Regions from separate parts of the Homo sapiens genome. Here region 1 is linked to region 2. A link is a contact called in ENCODE Hi-C or POLR2A ChIA-PET data. All regions are on one chromosome and are shown on one strand. The core of a region is the stretch at or near the end of the contact, and the rest is flanking DNA. Distances in the headings are between cores, read along the strand shown. Region 1 holds the start of DNAH17-AS1 (DNAH17 antisense RNA 1). Region 2 overlaps TMEM235 (transmembrane protein 235).

What was found. Hi-C counts contacts between places; a loop is a spot of excess contacts on that map. ChIA-PET counts read pairs that join two places held with the same protein, here RNA polymerase II (POLR2A). Pooled maps may share reads with other maps.
Region 1: a pooled map shows a loop between it and region 2 (2.5-fold over the local background). The contact joins the promoter of DNAH17-AS1 here to the enhancer-like site in region 2. A Hi-C loop is called at or near these places in 1 of 168 maps with a recorded cell type or tissue (PC-9), 1 of 37 single-sample maps with no recorded cell type and 5 of 50 pooled maps. POLR2A ChIA-PET finds 5 or more read pairs at or near these places in 1 of 52 experiments (Panc1).

The regions. Positions count from the first base shown.
Region 1 is chr17:78,482,025-78,486,415 of GRCh38, forward strand. It overlaps DNAH17-AS1 (DNAH17 antisense RNA 1), which reads left to right and starts at 2,886. Exons shown (of 6, transcript NR_102401.1): 1 at 2,886-3,138. DNAH17 (dynein axonemal heavy chain 17) reads right to left here. Exons shown (of 81, transcript NM_173628.4): 45 at 4,200-4,391; 46 at 3,936-4,109; 47 at 3,526-3,733; 48 at 2,844-3,009. RefSeq lists enhancers at 2,399-2,538, 2,569-2,618 and a silencer at 2,689-2,918.
Region 2 is chr17:78,239,234-78,244,104 of GRCh38, forward strand. It overlaps TMEM235 (transmembrane protein 235), which reads left to right. Exons shown (of 5, transcript NM_001395503.1): 4 at 1-40; 5 at 547-1,754. The coding sequence ends at 559. Among named protein-coding and RNA genes, the nearest start is that of TMEM235, 10 kb to the left of the region's middle. RefSeq lists a silencer at 2,382-2,431 and enhancers at 2,592-2,711, 3,182-3,311, 3,322-3,471. Within about 2 kb of position 3,263, at least 4 of the 41 ENCODE cell types and tissues checked have a DNase peak (open chromatin) inside an H3K27ac peak, as active enhancers do.

The DNA of each region.
Region 1 (4,391 bases), core at 1,636-4,135, 240 kb after region 2:
TAAAATAAGCTGAATAATTTCCTTGATGTCACACTACACTAGTTACTTTTTTTTTTTTTTTTTTTTCCCCCGAGACAGGGTCTTGCTCTCTCACCCCGGCTGGAGTGCAGTGGTGAACACAGCTCACGGCAGCCTCTATCTCCTGGGCTCAAGCTGTCCTCCCAACCTCAGCCTCACACTACCATGCCCGGCTAAGTTTTTGTAGAGACAGGGTCTCACTATATGACCTGGGTTCAAGTGATCCTCCTGCCTCCACCTCCTAAAGTGTTGAGATTACAGGCCTGAGCCACTGCGCCCAGCACTTTTGTTTTTTTCCCCCATTATGCACTTTGTGTGTTGGAAGTTGACGTCTGTTAGTTTCTAGTAATTCCTTGTATATTTCAGATATTAATCCACTGTCAATTTTATACATTGCAAATGTTTTCTTCCATTCTTTTATTTCTCCATTATATATGTCCATGGTGTCTCTCACTGAGCAAAATTCCTTAACTTTCATTTAAATCACAGCCATCAATTTTTTGCCCTTCTGTGTGTGCCTCTGAAACTTTTGCCTGCGCAGTCCTCTCCTGTGCACACTTCTCAGGTCACAGATGTTGTCCCTGTTTGCTTCTGCCCACCTCACAGCTCACCCTTTCCCTGCGGGCCCATCCTTCCCACGGGCCCCACCCTTGTCTGCCTTTTTCTTCCACAGGTGAGCATTTTCCTGACACATCCACTAAACAGTCCATCCTTCCCTGTTGTCGTGGGGCCATGTTAATCTGATATTCTAGAAGGATCTTTTGAAAACTCAAATCTCACTCTGCCACCCCTCCTGAAGATCCTTCAGGGTAAACTCCAGGGCAGATGTGGACCTAGGGCTGAAGCTTAAGAATGTGGAGGCTCCTCCTTGAGGAAAAGAAAGCAAAAATCTTAAACAAATTTTACAAGGGCACATGACCGTGTGCAACCCTTGGAAGGGGCCTCGCGAGTTGCAGGGAAACCGAGGCTGAGCCGCCACAGCCCTCACAGTAGACCTGCCTGCAGAGAGGAACGGGTGGGCTCTCATGCATGCACCTGTCCTCCTCTCCTGTCTGGGTACCCTCAAATCTCCCACCCCACACCACGTTAGGTTCTCCTCAAATGATGTCAAACTCTCTCCAGGCTCCCTCCTCAGAGTGGCAGCTTTGTCACCTCCCCCAGGGAGCCACCTCTGATGCCTCCGTCCCCACATCACAGCCTGCAGCCCAGAGTAGGCTTCCTATAGTCGTGAGCTCTGGGAGTGTCGTTTAGTGAGGAAAAGGCAAGTGATGGAGTCAGACATATCTGAACTCAAAATCCAGTTCTGGCTGAGCGTGGTGGCTCACGCCTGTAGTCCCAGCACTTTGGGAGCCCGAGGCGGGCAGATCACCTGAGGTCAGGAGTTAGAGACCTGCCTGGCCAATATAGTTAAGCCCCGTTTCTACTAAAAATACAAAAATTAGGTGGGCATGGTGGCAGGCACCTATAATTTCAGCTACTTGGGAGACTGAGGCAGGAGAATCGCTGGAACCCAGGAGGCAGAGGTTGCAGTGAGCCAAGATCACGCCATTGGACTCCAGCCTGGGCAGCAAGAGCGAAACTCTGTCTTGGAAATAATAATAATAATAATAATAATAACCCAGCTCCGCCACTCATTAGGACCATGACCTCAAGTAGACTACCTAACCCCCCATGCCTGCCTTTCTCGGCATGAGGCCAGGCTTCATGAACGAGCAGACTAGTTTCTAGGCTCTTTTGGCCTGAGCTACTTGCTTATTTTAAGAGACAACTATGGCTGGGCACGGTGGCTCACACCTCTAATCCCAGCACTTTGTGAGGCCAAGGCGGGCGGATCACCTGAGGTCAGGAGTTCGAGAACAGCCTGGCCAACATGGCGAAACCCCTTCTCTACTAAAAGTACAAAAATTAGCCGGCGTGGTGGTGGGCACCTGTATTACCAGCTACTCAGGAGGCTGAGGAAGGAGAATTCCTTGAACCCAGGAGGCGGAGGTTGCAGTAAGCCAAGATCGAGCCATTGCACTCCAGCCTGAGAGACAGAGCGAGATTTCTCCTCAAAAAAAAAAAAAAAAAAAAAAAAAAAAAAGACAACTGAACTGAATGTTCTCATCTTTCCAAACTGCAAACCTAAACGTGCCACCTTTGGTTTCTCGGTGCCGTTAGGAGAAAATCTGCACTCTGTCCCGAGGCCCTGGGATTCTGGCTGCAGCTGCCCTGGGCACCCTCTGCCTCTGGCTCTCACATCCTTGCCACACCGGCCTTCCTGGGCTTCTTCACGTGTGGCAGGGCATTTACACGTGGCAATCTCTCCACCCAGAATGCTCTCCCTCTAAGGTCCCACAGCCAGCAGGACACTGCTGCCAGCTTCCAGCTGTGCACCATCTCCCCAGGGGCATCTCTCTGCTGGGGCTCCCAGCTGGGAGGCTCCTCTGTGACTGCACTGGGGGTTTTCCTCAGGGCTCTTCCTTTACCGGGTAATGTGCTTCTTCCTCTCCCGGCGGGACAGACACCTCGGTGGAAGGGGGGAAGGAGGATCCCCCCCTCCGCGGGGGCTCTAGGCCACTGCTGCATGTTTGTGAAATGGGTGATGGACGAAACTGATAGAACCTCTCCCCTACCCTGGCCCTACCTCAATGCCTTGTGGCCCCACAAACTTGGGGGCCCAGCTACGACCCGTGTCTCCCTACCCACGTTGCAGCACCCCCCCCACCGCCCCACACCAGTCCTGCCCTACTGCCCTGGGGCTCCGCCTCTTCCTGCGCCCCGCCCTGGCCCCGCCCTCACCGCCCCGGGGCCACGCCTTCCCCTCCGGCCCCGCCCCGTCTAACCAGTGCCGGTGGTCCATGTGCTGCCGGATGAGGGTGTGCGGGGCCACCGTCCCATACTTGTCCACCTCGGGCATGTTCATGTCGTCGATGAAGTAGACGAGCTTCTTAGTGCCTGGCGGCCCGTAGTTCCTCCCCGATTTCTTCTCCAGCGGCTTCTCCAGCACCCCTAGAGAGGGCAGAGGGTCAGCTGCCCGCCTGCGCCTCCTGAGCCAGAGCCTGTTAGGTAGGGAGGGGCGCTACCTGCTTCCCCGGAGGACAGAAGGTGGGACCTGGCTGGGATCCAAGTTTACCAAAGGTACCTGCCCTGGGAGTGGCCCTTGAGGGGGCACCGGGTACAGCCCCAGGAATAAACAGAGCGATCAGAGGCGAGGGTGGCAGGAACCTTGCTCTCCGTCACCTTTGGGTCGCCTTAGATTGGCTGAGACACTCCCGGGGGACCTGCTGCCTCGACTGGCCATCAAAACCCCATCACCATGCCCACAAGGGAGCACCAGAAAGAGGGGTCCCGGCTGCTCCTCCTCTGTCTCCGACTCAGGAAGGAAAGGCCAGCGGGTGGGGCATGGGAAGTGAGGAGGTGCAAAGTGGCTAGTGAGTGCCTGGGCCTGCAGTGAGAGGGGACAGGAGGGAACGGGGACTGGCGGGGGGCAGCCGGGTAGGCAGGGCGTGGCCGGACCAGCCTCACCCTGCAGCATGGCTGAGGTCGTGTAGAAGTTGAAGGGCACAGCCTGCACCAGGTAGTTGTCCGTGTTCAGGCTTTCCAGCTTGTCCCCCATCAGCACCGACTTGCCCGTCCCCGCGTTCCCCACCAGCATCACCGGCCAGGACTTCTCCATGAGCAGGTCCATGAAGTAGCGGATGCGGATGGTTTCCGTGGTGTGGACCAAAGAGGCCTGGGGCAGGGGAGGGAAGGGGAGGGAGCTGTGATTCTCAGACACTTCTGCCTCTCGTGGGTGTGCAGGCCATGTTCTACCGAACAGGTCCTAATGTTGAAAATCGGTTGTGTTTGGACATTCCGTGCAGGCGTGTGGAGGGTACTGCACCGATTCCTGCCTCTAAATCACCAGTCGGTGGCCCTGCTTTGGGGACAGTTACCTGCAGTGGGACATCGGGATCCAGCTCAAAGGAGGGCACTTTATCTGTCCAGGGCAGGAACTTTTTTGTGTCAGGATCAATGTAGTAGTCAAAAATCGTTCCCTGCGAGGGGAACTTGATAGTCTTGAATTCGTTGATCCACCATTTACTGAACTCCACTCGATAATCCACAAGCTGTTGAGACACAGAAGTAAAAATCAGGGCCCAGCTAAGCAGGATGCTGAGAGACCCTGTGTGGGTGGCCGGGCCCCCCAGGTGCATCACCTGGTCCTGGAACATGGCGCCACCGAAGGCCCAGAAGCAGGTGAACACGAAGTACAGCTCGTACAGCTCCCTGGGGGAGTCGGGGGGCACGGTCTTCTCCGTGAGCAGGCACTCCAGCAGGTACAGAATCGTTTGGATCACCGTGATCTCCGGCACTGGCGTGATCTTCTTGAACCCAAAGCGCAACTTGTC
Region 2 (4,871 bases), core at 2,013-4,512:
CAATCTGTGGTCATCTGAGTCCCCAGCAGGTGGGAGGGAGGTAAGAGGGGGCTGGGTTTCCCTTTGCACCTCCCGGGATTGGGCGGTCAGGGCCAGGGCCCCTTGAGAGTCTGGGAATCCCTTCTCTGGGCCTCGCTGGGGTCCTGGCCAGGAAGGGGCTGGGGGTGACAAGGGGTGGAGGGCAGAGCCAAGAATCCAGCTCCTCATGTTTCTCTGTAGATATTTGGGGAGGCTCCCCTGCCCCGGCAGGCTTGTTAGGGACTAATTGGTTCAACCGCCTCTTAGAGATGAGAAGAGCCAGTCCAGAAAGAGGAAGTAAGTGGCCCAGGTGACACAGGCTGAGTGGCAGAGTTGGGTGGGGGCACCTCTCAAGGGTGTGGCCTGAACTCGCCCCTCCCCCAGCAGGCTAGTGAGTCACTGCTGCCCCCATTCCTAAGGACCTGGGAGAAAAGTAGGTGCCTGTTAAATGCCGCAGGACTGGGCTCCATGCTCCTCTCCAGCCCCGCAATGGCCCTACTCAATGACTACCCTTTATCCATTTTACAGAGGGGGAGACTGAGGCCCAGAGCGGCAGAGGGACCCACCCAGATCGCCTGGCGCCAGAGAGATGCCGTCTCAGGCCAAGGCCTCCCTGGCCTCTGTTCTGTCCACTCTCCCCGAAGGGCAGGCTTGGTGGAGAAGAGGCTGATGAGAGGGCCCGAGAGCCCCTCCGATTTGCAGGGGTGGGGGGCAAGGAGCTGAGCGATCCAGATGTACCCCTCTGCCCCCTCCCTTGTTCTCAAGCCTGCTAGGTACTTTTCACTGAGCACTTCCGGGAAGAGCAGGCACCCAGATCTCTGTCCTTGTCCTGGCACAGGCTGCTGCTGCTTCCGGCCCCCGACCCTTCCTCTCTGCAGCAACCCGGGGGAGGTATGCCACTGTGAGTGCCCTGGTGGGCACACTGAGCTGGCAGAGATGGAAGTCCCAGAAGGGTGGGGTGGGGGTGTCATGCCATGGTGGAGGAGTTTGGGGCCACTCCTTGCCTGCCTCAAAGGGGGCCTGGCTGAGGGTGCTTCTTGACCACAGGGGCCAGGGCTGCCTAGGGTGGCGCAGGGCTGGGCCTGGAGTTTGGGATGCAGGCTTGTTAAACACAGGGCAGAACCCCAGGTTGGGAGGGGCTCAGTTTGCAGGCCCAGGCCCGCAGGCCCACTGCTGGTCCCAGGGTGAGACAGGTGAGAAGAGGGATGGCCAGCACACACTTGAGTCCCCTTGGGCCACAAAGGCTGGGGCACGCCCACCGTTATGCAGATGGACAGTTGAGGTGGCTGCAGGAGAAGGGTTCCCAGGGCCTGTACAACACGTGGAAGCACTAAACGGCCCCGTTTGGGGTTTGGGGGCCCTTCCCGAGTCTTGAGAGGTCTTGAGAGGTGTGCTGGGGAAGGTGGCAGCCTCTTGTAGCTTGATCTTCCTCCACCCTGCCCCACCCCTAGGTCTCTTTATTGATTCAAAGGTTAAGGAAGCTCCTGGGGGCTTGAGGGGGTGGCACAGTTTTGGTGGGGCCCAGTGAGGACAAATCTGGGGGGTGAGCAGGGCCTCCTCTTCCTCCTGGTGTTTGAACGTTTACCATTCCATGTGGGACCATTGTGCCAATTTGTCCTTAAGTAAATCACTTGTGCTGTGTGCAGTATAAGCCTTTTATTTTTCTTAGAACTTTTCAAAATAGGTAACACATGCCTGTCTGTCATAAACAGTACAAACGTGAGCAAACACTGTCACCAGCTGTGCGCGTGTCTGTCTGTCCATCCAGAGGTGTTCTGAGAGCGTGTGTGCACGTGTGTGTGTGTCCACTGTGAAGTCATCTGTAGACATACAAGCCTACTTCTTATTCCCAGATCAGCACAGGGAGTGGGGAGGGGGGCCTGGGTCTCCGTTTTGGAAACGGGGGCTGGCTTCGTGGGCATGTCCTCTCAGCTTGGGAGGAAAGGTGTGGCGGACTCTTCCTCTCCTCCTCCTGGCCCCCAACTTCTGCTGATGAGGCTTCTCCTGGGGGTTTGCTGGGAAGCCAGGGATGTGAGCCTAACTTCAGGCCTCTCACGGCAGATGTGCTTGGGCTCTGGGGATAGGACACTGGGGAAGACACACCGGGGAGGGGCTGCTGGGACCACCAGCGTTCCCGGAGAGTGTGTGTGGTGGGGAGGGTGTGCTGCTTGACCCTTCCCTTCCAGAACAGAGCTGCCCACCTTGCCTCCACGTGTTCTGGGGCGTGTGGAACTTAGCCAGGCCAGGTAACTTCTTCACTCTCTCATTGGCCAGCCACATCCCTCACCCTCTGGTTGGTTAGTGGACTCCCTCACGCTCTGATTGGCTAGTCAACTCCTTCACTCTGACTGGCCAGCCACATCCCTCACCCTCTGATTGGCTAGTTGACTCCACTCTGGCCAGTTGATGCCCCACACTCTCTGATTGGCCAGTCAGTGTTCCTTACCCTCTGAATGGCCAGTTAACTCCCTCACTCTCTGGCTAGTCTCCACAGTGATTGGCCCAAGGGTTCTGTCTGTGTTCATGGTTCTCTGAGTGTCAGGCTTTGCAGCTGTGATTAAGAGGCGGATGAGTGCCTCCCAGGGAAGAGACAGTGCATGGTTCAAGGTCACCCAGAATAGACAACATGACATCAGGCTCAAATGGTGCTGCGTCGTTTACAGCAAGAGGAGAGAGCCTGTGCACCAAAACCGCTTGCAATGGTGGTTCCCACGGTGGGATCCACTGGCCCACGTGGGCCTCTTTCTTCAATTTTTTCTTAGAATTTTTCAAAATAGGTAACACGTGCCCTTGTGCCACAAATAGCACAAAGGCGAGTAAACACTGTCACCAGCTGTGCGCACGTCTGTCCATCCAGAGGTGTTCTGTGTGTGTGTGAGCAAGCGTGTGCACGTGCCAGAAACAAGCCCTGACTCAGAGGCCCTTCCCCCAGCATCGAAGGCGCTTGCTCCTCTCGCCACAGCAAAGCCCCTTCTCCAGGGATGGCCCAGCTCCGCCAGGTCCTGGGCCCACTGGCATCCCACTCGGGCATGTTTATCTGCACCACCTGGTAGGTGCCCCTGCCAGGGGCCTGACCTCTGTGAGGACAGGGGCCTCTCATCAGCTCAGGCCCTATGCCCAACCAGCATTTATAAATGCAGTAGGCAGCCCGCAAGAGAGCCCCCATCTGTCCTCATCTCCTGGTGCTCACGCCTCTGTAGGCCTTACCACACTGAGTCAGCGCTGACTTGGGTGTCAAGTAGGAAGTACCAGCGTGTGAGGGGGTCATAAAAAGGCAGCTTCTGCCTCGGTCTCAGACTGCTCACCCTAGGGGAAGCAAGTCATCAGACTGTGAAGACACTCAGGAAGCCCTGAGGAGATGCTCACATGGACAGGACTGAGGCCTCCGCCAACAGCAGCAGCAGCGTGTCAGCTGTGTGAGGACACCACCTGCGAGAGGATTATTCAGATAATGCAGTTCTCACTGATGTCTTGACGGCAACCTCGTGAGAAACTCCAAACCAGAACTTTCCAGCTGTAAGCCACTCCCAAATTCCGCCTCTCCCCCGCTTTTTTTTTGAGACAGGGTCTCACTCTGTCACCTAGGCTGGAGAGCAGTGGCTCCATCTCGGCTCACTGAGGCATGGCCCTTCTGGGCTCAAGTGATCCTCCCACCTCAGCCTCTCGAGTAGCTGGGACCACAGGTGTGAGTCACCAGGCCTGGTTACTTTTTTTGTTTGTTTGGTTTTGGTTTTTTTTGAGACAGAGTTTTTGCTCTGTCGCCCAGTCTGGAGTGCAGTGGTGCGATCTTGGCTCACTGCAACCTCTGCCTCCCGAGTTCAAGCGATTCTCCTGCCTCAGCCTCCCAAGTAGCTGGGATTACAGATGCGTGCTACCGTGCCTGGCTGATTTTTGTATTTTTAGTAGAGATGGGGTTTTACCATGTTGGCCAGGCTGATCTCCAACTTCTGACCTCAGGCGATACCCCATGCCTCGGCCTCCTAAAGTGCTGGGATTACAGACGTGAGCCACCACATCCAGCCACCTGGCTACTTTTTGTGTTTGTAGAGACGGAGTTGCACCATGTTGGCCAGGCTGGTCTCAAACTTCTGGGCTCAAGCAGTCCACCTGCCCCGGCGTTCCAAAGTGCTGGGATTGACTACAGGTGTGCGTGAGCCACCACACCCGGCTCACTCTCCAATTCCTAACCCACAGTGCTATGGGAAATAATGATTGTTGCTTTAAGGCAGTATGTTTTGGGGTCATTTGTTATGCAGCAATGGATAACCAATATAATGCACTTTTGCTGGTGCTTGCCCCAGACAGGGCAGTAAGGGAGACACGGAATTACAGGGGCTTAGAGTTACTGGCTTCCTTCTTTTTTTTTTTTTTTTTGAGACGGAGTCTTGCTCTTGTCACCCAGGCTGGAGTGCAATGGCGTGATATCGGCTCACCGCAACCTCCGCTTCCCGGGTTCAAGCGATTCTCCTGCCTCAGCCTCCTGAGTAGCTGGGATTACAGGCACCTGCCACCATGCCCTGCTGATTTTTGTGCTTTTAGTACAGATGGGGGTTTCTCCATGTTGGCCAGGCTGGTCTTGAACTCCTGACCTCAGGTGATCCACCTGCCTCGGCCTCCCAAAATGCTGGGATTACAGGCATGCGAGTTGCTGGCTTTCTTTTGATTCTCTGAGTTACCACCTTCTCCAGCACAGGACAGCAGTTCTGGGGCCCTGGGAACTCCTGTATACGGATCTTCCACAGTATGGATCTGGATTCTTCTAAGAGATGGAGGGACAGAGGGAAACTCCCCTTTGCCTGCCACGTGGACTCTTCTCCCCTTACACTCACTGCAGTCCAAGATTTCCACCGTCC